2 separate regions of the Homo sapiens genome follow, and region 2 is linked to region 1. The links are chromatin contacts, found by Hi-C or POLR2A ChIA-PET in ENCODE. All regions are on one chromosome and are shown on one strand. Each heading gives the region's core, a stretch centred on a gene start or an enhancer-like site at or near the end of the contact. The rest is flanking DNA. Distances are from core to core; before and after follow the strand shown. Region 1 overlaps POLD3 (DNA polymerase delta 3, accessory subunit). Region 2 overlaps CHRDL2 (chordin like 2).

Region 1 (4,463 bases), core at 1,367-3,866:
ATGCTCAAATGATTAAAGTAAAAGGTTTTTTTTTCCATTAAAGAACAATGACAGTCTTGAGCTTTTATTGATAATTCTTTCTAATAAAATATATCAAATTGTTCTAGAGGCATAAGCTTTGGAATCAAATGTATGTGTGTCCCAATACCTACTCTGCTACTTAAGATATCATCTCAAACTTTACTGTGCATCAGAACCACCTGGAGGGCTTGTTAAAACATAGATTGCCAGATTCTGTTTCTCAAGTTTCAGACTCAGCAGATCTGGGGTGGGACCTGAGAATTTGCTTCTCTAACATGCTCCCAGATAATGCTGATGCTGCTGGTCTGGGGACCACACTCTGGGAATTAATGTTCTCTCCTTCCCTGTTTTAAATGTTGAAGTGCAATTGCCACTGGAGCATTCCGTCCCTCTTATCCAGCTAATCCCATTAAGGCTGCATAATCAACAATCCCTTCCCAGAGAGTTCCCAGAGTTTGTCTTTAATTTTGTAAGAGCCCAGAATTCACTTTGATGTTCACTTAGAGGCTAAAAAATACTGATAAATTTTAGATATATATTAAGTATTCTGAAAGGCCTTACTACTCAAATTGTGCTCCGCACACCAGAGGCAACAGAATCTCCCATGAGCTTATTAGGAATGCACTCTCAGTTCCCACTCCTGGCCTACTGATGCAGAATTTCAATTTTAGCAAGATCTTCAAGTAATGCACATAGCCGGCAAAGTTTGAGAAATGTTGCTCTAAGATAATTAGAGAATTCCCATGGCATACCTATTCGTTCAGCAATTAGACCCCAGAACACCACCTCCATCTCACATGCATCTTCAAAAGCATTATGTAACTGAATTAATGGGACAAAATTACGAGCTGTTATTTATTCAATATCTTAAATTAGAAAAGTCTGAAGAGCCATCTACAGATACAGAAAGGAAATTACTTTCTACTAGTTGGTGGTATAAGACTTTGCTCCTTCATAAGCTATATTCTGTACTCAAATGGCAGCATGTCTACATTATACTTCAGCATCAATTAGCTCATTATTTCATTACTTATTAATGAAATCAATGGCTGTCTCATTGCCAATTTTGTGTGAGACATTGCTCAGGGGAGTTAAAAAACAGTCAGGGCAGCACCAACAAAATTTCTTTAGCAGCATATTCAGTATACTGTAAGAACTAAAAGGAATATTTCTATATTCAAAGCTGTAGCTACCGCAAACCCCAGAAAAAAGGAGGTCTCCATTAAAAATATAGGGCCTTTATTTTAGCTGAACAACATGCCACTTTTCTGGGTTGCCATTAAAAAAAGGCAAACAAACCTGGTTTTCGTGGGTAACATCAGATTTCTTTTCCACTTAACTGCTTTGCTCTTAGAAACCCATTCCCTTGTCCAGAAGTCTACTCCAAACTTATCTCAGGGGCCCAACTACCCAATTTCTGCTGCAAAGTCACAAAGAGAGAAAGATGAGCTTTCTAAACCCATAGAACAAATCTGATCCAGCACAGGACAGGGCAAGCCCCCTATGCTGGTACATTTGGAACAGTCTGAGCAGAGAGAGGAAAGCAGAACTCCTTTGTTGGTAACCAAAGCCAAGATTCATTAGGTTGAGCTTGGACCAAAAACCTTTAAAAAAAAAAAAAAAAGTGCAATGTGAGCACAGTTTTCACTGCTGCATCCAAGGCTCTTAACAGTCCTGTCTGGAGACAGGAGTGCAAAAAAGTCCACATCACACACCTGGCCAAAACTCGAGTACTATATTTTAAACAAAGCAATAAATAATTACCCACAAATTCCCAATGAACTCTCACTCTCACAAAGACGTTTGACTTTTTTCTTTTGGGGCAGAAAGAGGAGGAAAAAACTGGCACCAATGTTTTTGTCCTCTTAAATTTAAAAAATGCACTGTTGAATTAAGAAATTCAACAGTAAACACATATATTATCACCCATGGCCAAACCAAGAGGCTTGAAAATGGCAACTATTAAAAGACTGAAAGCCAAAAAAAAAAAAAAAAGGAAGAAAAAGAAAAAAAAAAACCCATTCAAAGTCCAGAATTCACAGGTTCACAAGAAATTTGGCACTGAAAAGACAGAATTTCCACACGTAAAGAATTTTACTCCCCAATCACATGTTACAATTAAAATGGCAGAGGCCTTTTCAGAGGACTGGGAGGTGGGGAATAGTGGGACAGGGAGCACAGATGACAAAATGTCTTCACTAGTTTTAAGAACCTGGAAAGGTTGATTCTTCAGAGCCAATCTTTTCAAAACAAGTCTGAACTAGGAAAAAAAAAAATCAGTAACAGGGAAAATAATCTTCTCTGAAGATCCAAGCTGTAGCAGGTGCCACAAAAGGCAAAATGACAACCATGGGCTATCCAACTAACAAAGGTAAGAGCCTAAACCCACAACTCTTTTCAAACACAAAAATACAGTACCAGGATCTGAGCATCCCATCAAACCTCAAGTGCTAAATCTTAAAAGCTCCACAGAAGTCTAGTGTGATTATGGAAAGGGTAGAAGAAGCTAAAACATGGCTGAAGAACTAGCCAATGACTCAAAGCCTGAACTCTAATTCCTCCCTAGGCCTTCATAACAAGCACATGCTTTTACCTAACATGGCTTACAAATAGGAAACATAAAGGAAGCAATCTCGATGAGTCATACCCTTCTGAAGAACAAATGGAACCAAATACCAAAGATGACTCTTGATTACAGTCTAATCATCTGTAGCTTCTTTTCCACTGTTCAAATTTATAAAAACAAATATTCTAGAAAAAAAAAAGCTTCTCAATGTCTATGATAACATCTTAAGCCCATACTGTGGTTTCCATCTTGTTTTTGGATATATTTATGCCACCTGAATCTTCATAACTGCACATTTAGGCAAAATAGATATTCCATAGATAAGAAACTCTTCACCAGGGACGACATAACTTTTAGCCAAGATCTCAGTGCTTATTTTTATAGTCTATGACCTAAACAAGAACCTAGGTGTTCTGACTTACACTCTGCTACACAAAGTGTATGCCATAGACAAACAGCATCAGTACCACTTGGGCATGATTCACATGTAAATTAAAGTTTGAGATGTACCTGTTCTAAAAGGGATTATGGTGCCTCTGTGGTAATAAGAGATTCTATCTCTGGATTTGGAGCCAAATATTTGTCTTACCTATGCAGCCTTCCCCATCCAGGTAAGTTTTAGATTTTAGTACGCGTTTTCGTTTTCTTTTGTTTTCTCCACTTGAGCTCTAAAAGGTCAGAGGATACAATGTTAAGCTGGATCAATTATGTTATACAGAAAAATAACAAAAGCTTTTAAATCTATACTAATCACTCTCCAATACTCCATTATGATAAAAAGTTGAAAGAGAAACTCTACATTAGTTTTAGAGAACCAACCCCATCACACAGACAAGTTACGCCCACTATATACACAGGCTTGATACTTCATTGTTCATAAGAAGGAAAGTAGCATGCTGAAGAAAGAACTGTGTTCTGTTCATTCAGTCAATAAACTATTGTTGGGTAGTGCAGGCAGCATGGTTAAAAAGACATATAGGATAAGGACCTTAGTGGAGGAGAGAGAGAAGGAAAGCAGACCACTGCAATACAGTGTAGTGAGGGCTGAGACAGATATTATGGGAGTACACAGGGATGGCCCCTAAACCACACCAGGGATTTCTGTGGCATATGCCCTTGCTGTAGATACTTGCTATGTCAGCCTTCACATTTCTTGTCTTCTTTTTTTGTTTGTTTGTTTTTTAGAGACAAGTTCTGGCTCTGTTGCCCAGGCTGGAATGCAGAAGTGCAATCATAACTCACTGCAACAGTCCAACTCCTGGGCTCAAATGATCATCCTACCTCAGCCTCCCAAGTAGCTGAAACTAAAAGGCATGTGCCACCATGCCCAGATATTTTTAAAGTAGAGACAAAGTCTCCCTGTGTTGCCCAGGTCTCAAACTCCTGGACTCAGGCATTCTGCCCACCTCAGCCTTCCAAAGTGCTGGGATTACAGGTGTGAGCCAACACGCCTGGCCAGCCTTGACACTTCAACATTATAGCTATCTAATTTAGTCTCAAAATAGGTATTACTAGTATCAACTTCCTTTTATCTCCACTGGTCTCTTTCGTCCCATTTTCTCTTCAGCTAATGAGGAAATCAGCGTAAGATTTAAATGATGGTCTTAACACAATGAATTAAGAAAAACTAACAGCCACAAAGGAAAAAAAAATTGTCAGCGACTATTTTTTCAACTCTTCATTATCTACACTAATAGGTGTAGATAAGATGCAGCTGAAGAGCGTTCAAAGCTATATTTCCCCTTTGGTTGACAGTTTTCCCATCCAGCCCTTTTCCAGAATTGCTTCTGAAGAGCAACAAACGTGTGTTAAGTTGTTTGTTCCCCTCTGTCTTTCACGTGTTGCTCTGATGCAGGGGGGATCTCTTTTTACACCA
Region 2 (4,463 bases), core at 799-3,298, 60 kb before region 1:
TCCCTGGGCCTTTGGAGTTTCTTCCATATCCTGGTCCTTGGCATCTGGGCTGGGGGGGTCCATGGACAGTGCTGGACATTTCCTGATTCCTGGAACTCAGTCCCAGGATTAGGGTTTTCTGTTCCCCTTGGCGGTAATCCCACGCTGATTCCCATAAGCAGGGCCAGTTCTTGGTCTTCTTAAAGGCAGTGCTGGCCTAGCAGAGGCCTTGCTGGTTGCATCTGTTCTTTCTGGCCAGAGACCTTGGTGGGTAACAGCTGGTGCAGCCTCACAGCCCATGTGCTCAGGGCCTCAGAGCCATGTGTGGTGCCAGTGGCCAGCACCCCATGAGATGCAAACATCAGGGGATCCAGCTAATACCTCATTCCCCCTTGGGGCCTGGCCTAGACTGGGTATGTGGGGTGTGTGTGTGTGTGTGTGTGTGTGTGTGTGTGTGTGTGTGTGTGTATTTGTTCATCTATCTATCCATCCATCCATCCATCCATCCATCCAGGGATTCATTCATTCTACATGCCAAATGTGGGCCAGGCTCAAGGGACCCAGAGAGGAGAGCCCTCTGGGAGTCCCCAGTCTGGTAGAGGAAGCAGGAGTAGACACAATGAGAGCACATTAGAAACAGGCACAATCACAGATGGAAGCCAGGTGCTGTGGGTGCCCCAAGGAGGAATTGCCTCGGGTGGATTAGGGAAGACTTCCCAGCTAAGGCTTGGAGCACAGGTAGGAGTTCATTTGGTGCTAATAGTAGAAGTCGTGGCCAGGTGCAGTGGCTCACGCCTGTAATCCCAGCTTGTGCTTTGGGAGGCCAAGGCAGGTGGATCATTTGAGGTCAGGAGTTTAGCATGGCTTACATGCTAAAACCCAGTCTCTACTAAAAATACAAAAAAAAAAAAAAATTAGCCAGGTGTGGTGGCGGGCACCTGTAATCCAAGCTACTCAGGAGGCTGAGGCAGGAGAATCGCTTGAACCCGGGAGGCAGAAGTTGCAGTGAGCTGAGATCATACCATTGTACTTCAGCCTGGGCAACAAGAGTGAAACTCCGTCAAAAAAAAAAAAAAAGAAAAAAAAGTAGAAATAGAAGGCAATAGTAGAAGATATTCCAGCAGAGGGAACGGCATTTGAAAAGGCTTGGCCTCCTCAGGGGACGTCAAGTACTTGGTTAGGGCTAGGGCACAGGCAAGCCACTGTAACTCTGCCACTTGCTAGTTCTTTGGTATCTGAATAAACACACCTATTGATTTTTATCATATGTTCTATGCCCTGAGAAAAGCGTGACCAGTTCACATGAGCCAGCCAACCTTCCTTCCTCCCTTCCTGCCCTCCTTTCCTTTTTCCCTCCTTCTCTTTCCTTTCTTCCTCCTCTCCCTCCTGCCTTCCACTTCCCTCCCTCCCTGCACTGGGGACAGGTGGGTGTTGTGAGAGCAGGATGGTGCAGGTGACAGGAGCAGGATCAGCAAAGAGAACAGACAGAAGAAAACAGGCTTCACTGTGGAGGCGACAGGACGTCAGGGAAGGGGAATGACAGGGTGACGTATACATGTTCTAATGACCAGAGCTAGGATTGCAGATTAGAGGGGGAGTGAAAGGGGTTAGGACTCTAGTGTAGTGACCCAGACAAGACAACAGGGGCCTGAGTGAGGATAGTGGCAGAGAGATAGGAGAATGGATTCAAAATATTGAGGAAATGTCATCAGCAGGATTTTGTGTCTGATCAGAATGGGGTGGGGGAGGGAGTGATTGGGTCCGTTCTGTGCTAAGTCACCCTGTTTCACTTTTCACCGACTGTAGGTTTTTGCCTTGCCTGCTCACATCCTTGTCTCTGCCCTCAGGAATCTTCCACTTGACTCAGATCAAGAAAGTCAGGAAGCAAGACTTCCAGAAAGAGGCACAGCACTTCCGACTGCTCGCTGGCCCCCACGAAGGTAGGAGCTTGGGCTGAGGAATGGGGCCGGGGCAGGAAGAAGGCAAGGACACGGGCCAGAGCCTTTCGGGGAGTTCCCAGGCTGCTGGTGCCGGGAGGAGGGGCTGTCAGCCACAGACGTCAGTTCCCAGCACAGGAATCCAGCGGGTGTCTGCGCCAGAGATTTCCTAACTCCAGAGCGGGAAGGTGAAGCAGAGCTGGCTGGATTTGGTTCTGAGGGTGGAGGGAGAAAGGGCTGTGGAGAGGGGAGGTCTGAGCCCCCAAACCTGGGTACTGCCCACTCCCTCTCTACTGGAATGTTTCCACTTTCCTTCTATACCTTACTTTTAGGAAGATGGACCCAGGTGGGGTTTCAGGTCGGGGAGGGGAGGTCACAGAGGGGAGTATTACCAACAGGTGTCAGGAAACCAGTTCTGTCCCCCAAGGTTGTTTGAAAGCTGGGTCATGTGCCCCATCACACCCAGTGTGATGGCACACTCGCCTCCAGGCTCCCTGTGGGCTCCAAACCCTGGCCCTTGCAGTTCCTCCTGGCCCAAGGCTTTTCCAACCCCCAGCTGCTGCCTCTGTTGTGCACGTGCAGACACATACGCCTCTTCCCTCTTCTGCCCTCCTCCATGCAGGTCACTGGAACGTCTTCCTAGCCCAGACCCTGGAGCTGAAGGTCACGGCCAGTCCAGACAAAGTGACCAAGACATAACAAAGACCTAACAGTTGCAGATATGAGCTGTATAATTGTTGTTATTATATATTAATAAATAAGAAGTTGCATTACCCTCAGCCCTGCCTTCTGGGTTCATATCCAGTCTCCTGCATGCTCTCCTAGCAACTCCACAAGGCAGACCTGGTTATCCCCATTTTACAGGGGTGGAAACCAAGATCCAGAAGGGATAGAGAATGGTCCCAGTCCTCACAGTGAGTTGTCACCACAGCCAGGGCTAGCTCCCCCAGCCTCCTCACCCAGGCCCCCCACTGCAGCACCTCCTGCTTTTCCGGGCAGCCCCCCTCCCACAGCTCTTTGACACTGAGCCTCAGAAAGAGGAATGACTCTAATTAGCCAGGGGAGGGCGTTAATGGAGCCTTAAAGCACTTTCCCAGCAAGTATTCCTGGGATCCTCACCACTGTCTTCACACCCTACAATGAGGAAACCCAGTTAGGGAGGAGCAGCAGGCAGTCATTTGCCCAAAGCCGCAGAGCTGCTTAGTAGCAGATCTGGAGTTGGAAGCCAGATCTCTCGCTCCAGGCTAGCACTCCTTCCCCAGTTCCACAGTGTGGCCAGTGTCACGAGCCCAGATAGCCTCACCTCAGAGGATTTCCAAGACTGGGCGGTCAGATTGCTAACCTGGCACCATGCTCTGAGAAGGCCCAACAGTTAGCAATTAAAGACACCATTAGGGCCAGGCACGGTGGCTGACGCCTACAATCCCAGCACTTTGGGAGGCCGAGGGGGGTGGATCGTCTGAGGCCAGGAGTTCGAGACCAGCCTGGCCAACATAGTGAAACCCCATTTCTACTAAAAATACAAAAAATTAGCCAGGCATGGTGGTACACACCTGTAATTCCAGCTACTCGGGAAGTTGAGGCACGAGGATTGCTTGAACCCAGGAGGCAGAGGTTGCAGTGAGCCGAGATTGTGCCACTGCACTCCAGCCTGGGTGACAGAGTAAGACTCCATCTCAAATAATAATAATAATAATAATAATAAAATAAAGACACCATCAATTATTTACCCTGCCCACATGTACAAATCCTTATAATTTCAAAGATGTTTTAATGTCAATGATTTCACTTAAGGTGAAAGGTGTAGGCACTACCCACATTTTAGAGGAGGAGATGGGCTCAGGACCACCACATGTCTTCCCCAAAGCCTCACAGTGGTATGCTGAAGCCAGGGCTAGAACTCAGGCTCCCGGCCCCAGGCGGGGTTCTCTCCTCAGGACAGCTAGTCTCAATCCTCTCACAACCACGGCTCCTCCATCCCCTCCCCACCCAAGCCTGATCAAAGCTCCAGAGAAATGGTGGACAGTAGTCTGTTGACTGGACTTGTGCAGCCACTCAGAGGGCTCTGGCCATTGTCTCCACAGCCTTGGCCTTTTTTGTTTTTTTTTTTTAAGAGATGGGGTCTTGCTATATTGCCCAGGCTGGTCTAGAACTAATGGGCTCAAGCAATCCTCCTGCCTCAGCCTCCCAAAGTGGTGAGATTACAGGCATGAGCCACTAAGCCCAGCCTCCACAGCCCTAATCTTGAACCTAGGGTTACTAAGGTTTGGGAAGTCTGCTAAGGTTTGGGAAGTCTGATGCCACCCTTATTGAGCAGGGATGAGTGTCTCCCTCCCCTAACTCCTCTGCCAGCTCCCAGGGGTCTGGATTTGAAAGTTTGGGGTTTGAGGCTGGAATCTACCAACATCCCCTGAGTCAGAAGACATTCACCTTCTCCCCTCACAGCCTCTACCTGTCCCTCCTCAAGATGACTCACAATTTTGGCCTGGCTTGCTCACACAGAGGGTTCACTTGGAGCTCCAGGGATGGGTTCTGAGCTTGCCTCAT

Evidence for each region. A loop is a pair of places that touch in the nucleus more often than their neighbours do. ChIA-PET counts read pairs that join two places held with the same protein, here RNA polymerase II (POLR2A). Pooled maps may share reads with other maps.
Region 2: a loop to region 1 is called in a map of esophagus muscularis mucosa, with 2.4 times the contacts of the local background. The contact joins two enhancer-like sites. A Hi-C loop is called at or near these places in 8 of 168 maps with a recorded cell type or tissue (K562, aorta, esophagus muscularis mucosa and 4 more) and 9 of 50 pooled maps. POLR2A ChIA-PET finds 5 or more read pairs at or near these places in 5 of 52 experiments (AG04449, AG04450, K562 and 2 more).

The regions. Positions count from the first base shown.
Region 1 is chr11:74,634,989-74,639,451 of GRCh38, reverse strand. POLD3 (DNA polymerase delta 3, accessory subunit) reads right to left here. Exons shown (of 12, transcript NM_006591.3): 11 at 3,177-3,255. Among named protein-coding and RNA genes, the nearest start is that of POLD3, 45 kb to the right of the region's middle. Within about 2 kb of position 2,616, at least 3 of the 41 ENCODE cell types and tissues checked have a DNase peak (open chromatin) inside an H3K27ac peak, as active enhancers do.
Region 2 is chr11:74,694,661-74,699,123 of GRCh38, reverse strand. It overlaps CHRDL2 (chordin like 2), which reads left to right. Exons shown (of 11, transcript NM_001278473.3): 10 at 1,827-1,919; 11 at 2,539-2,695. The coding sequence ends at 2,615. It overlaps LOC124902713, which reads left to right. Exons shown (of 2, transcript XM_047427990.1): 1 at 1-454; 2 at 456-819. The coding sequence starts at 300. The coding sequence ends at 780. Among named protein-coding and RNA genes, the nearest start is that of MIR4696, 23 kb to the left of the region's middle. RefSeq lists an enhancer at 1,301-2,500. Within about 2 kb of position 2,048, at least 24 of the 41 ENCODE cell types and tissues checked have a DNase peak (open chromatin) inside an H3K27ac peak, as active enhancers do.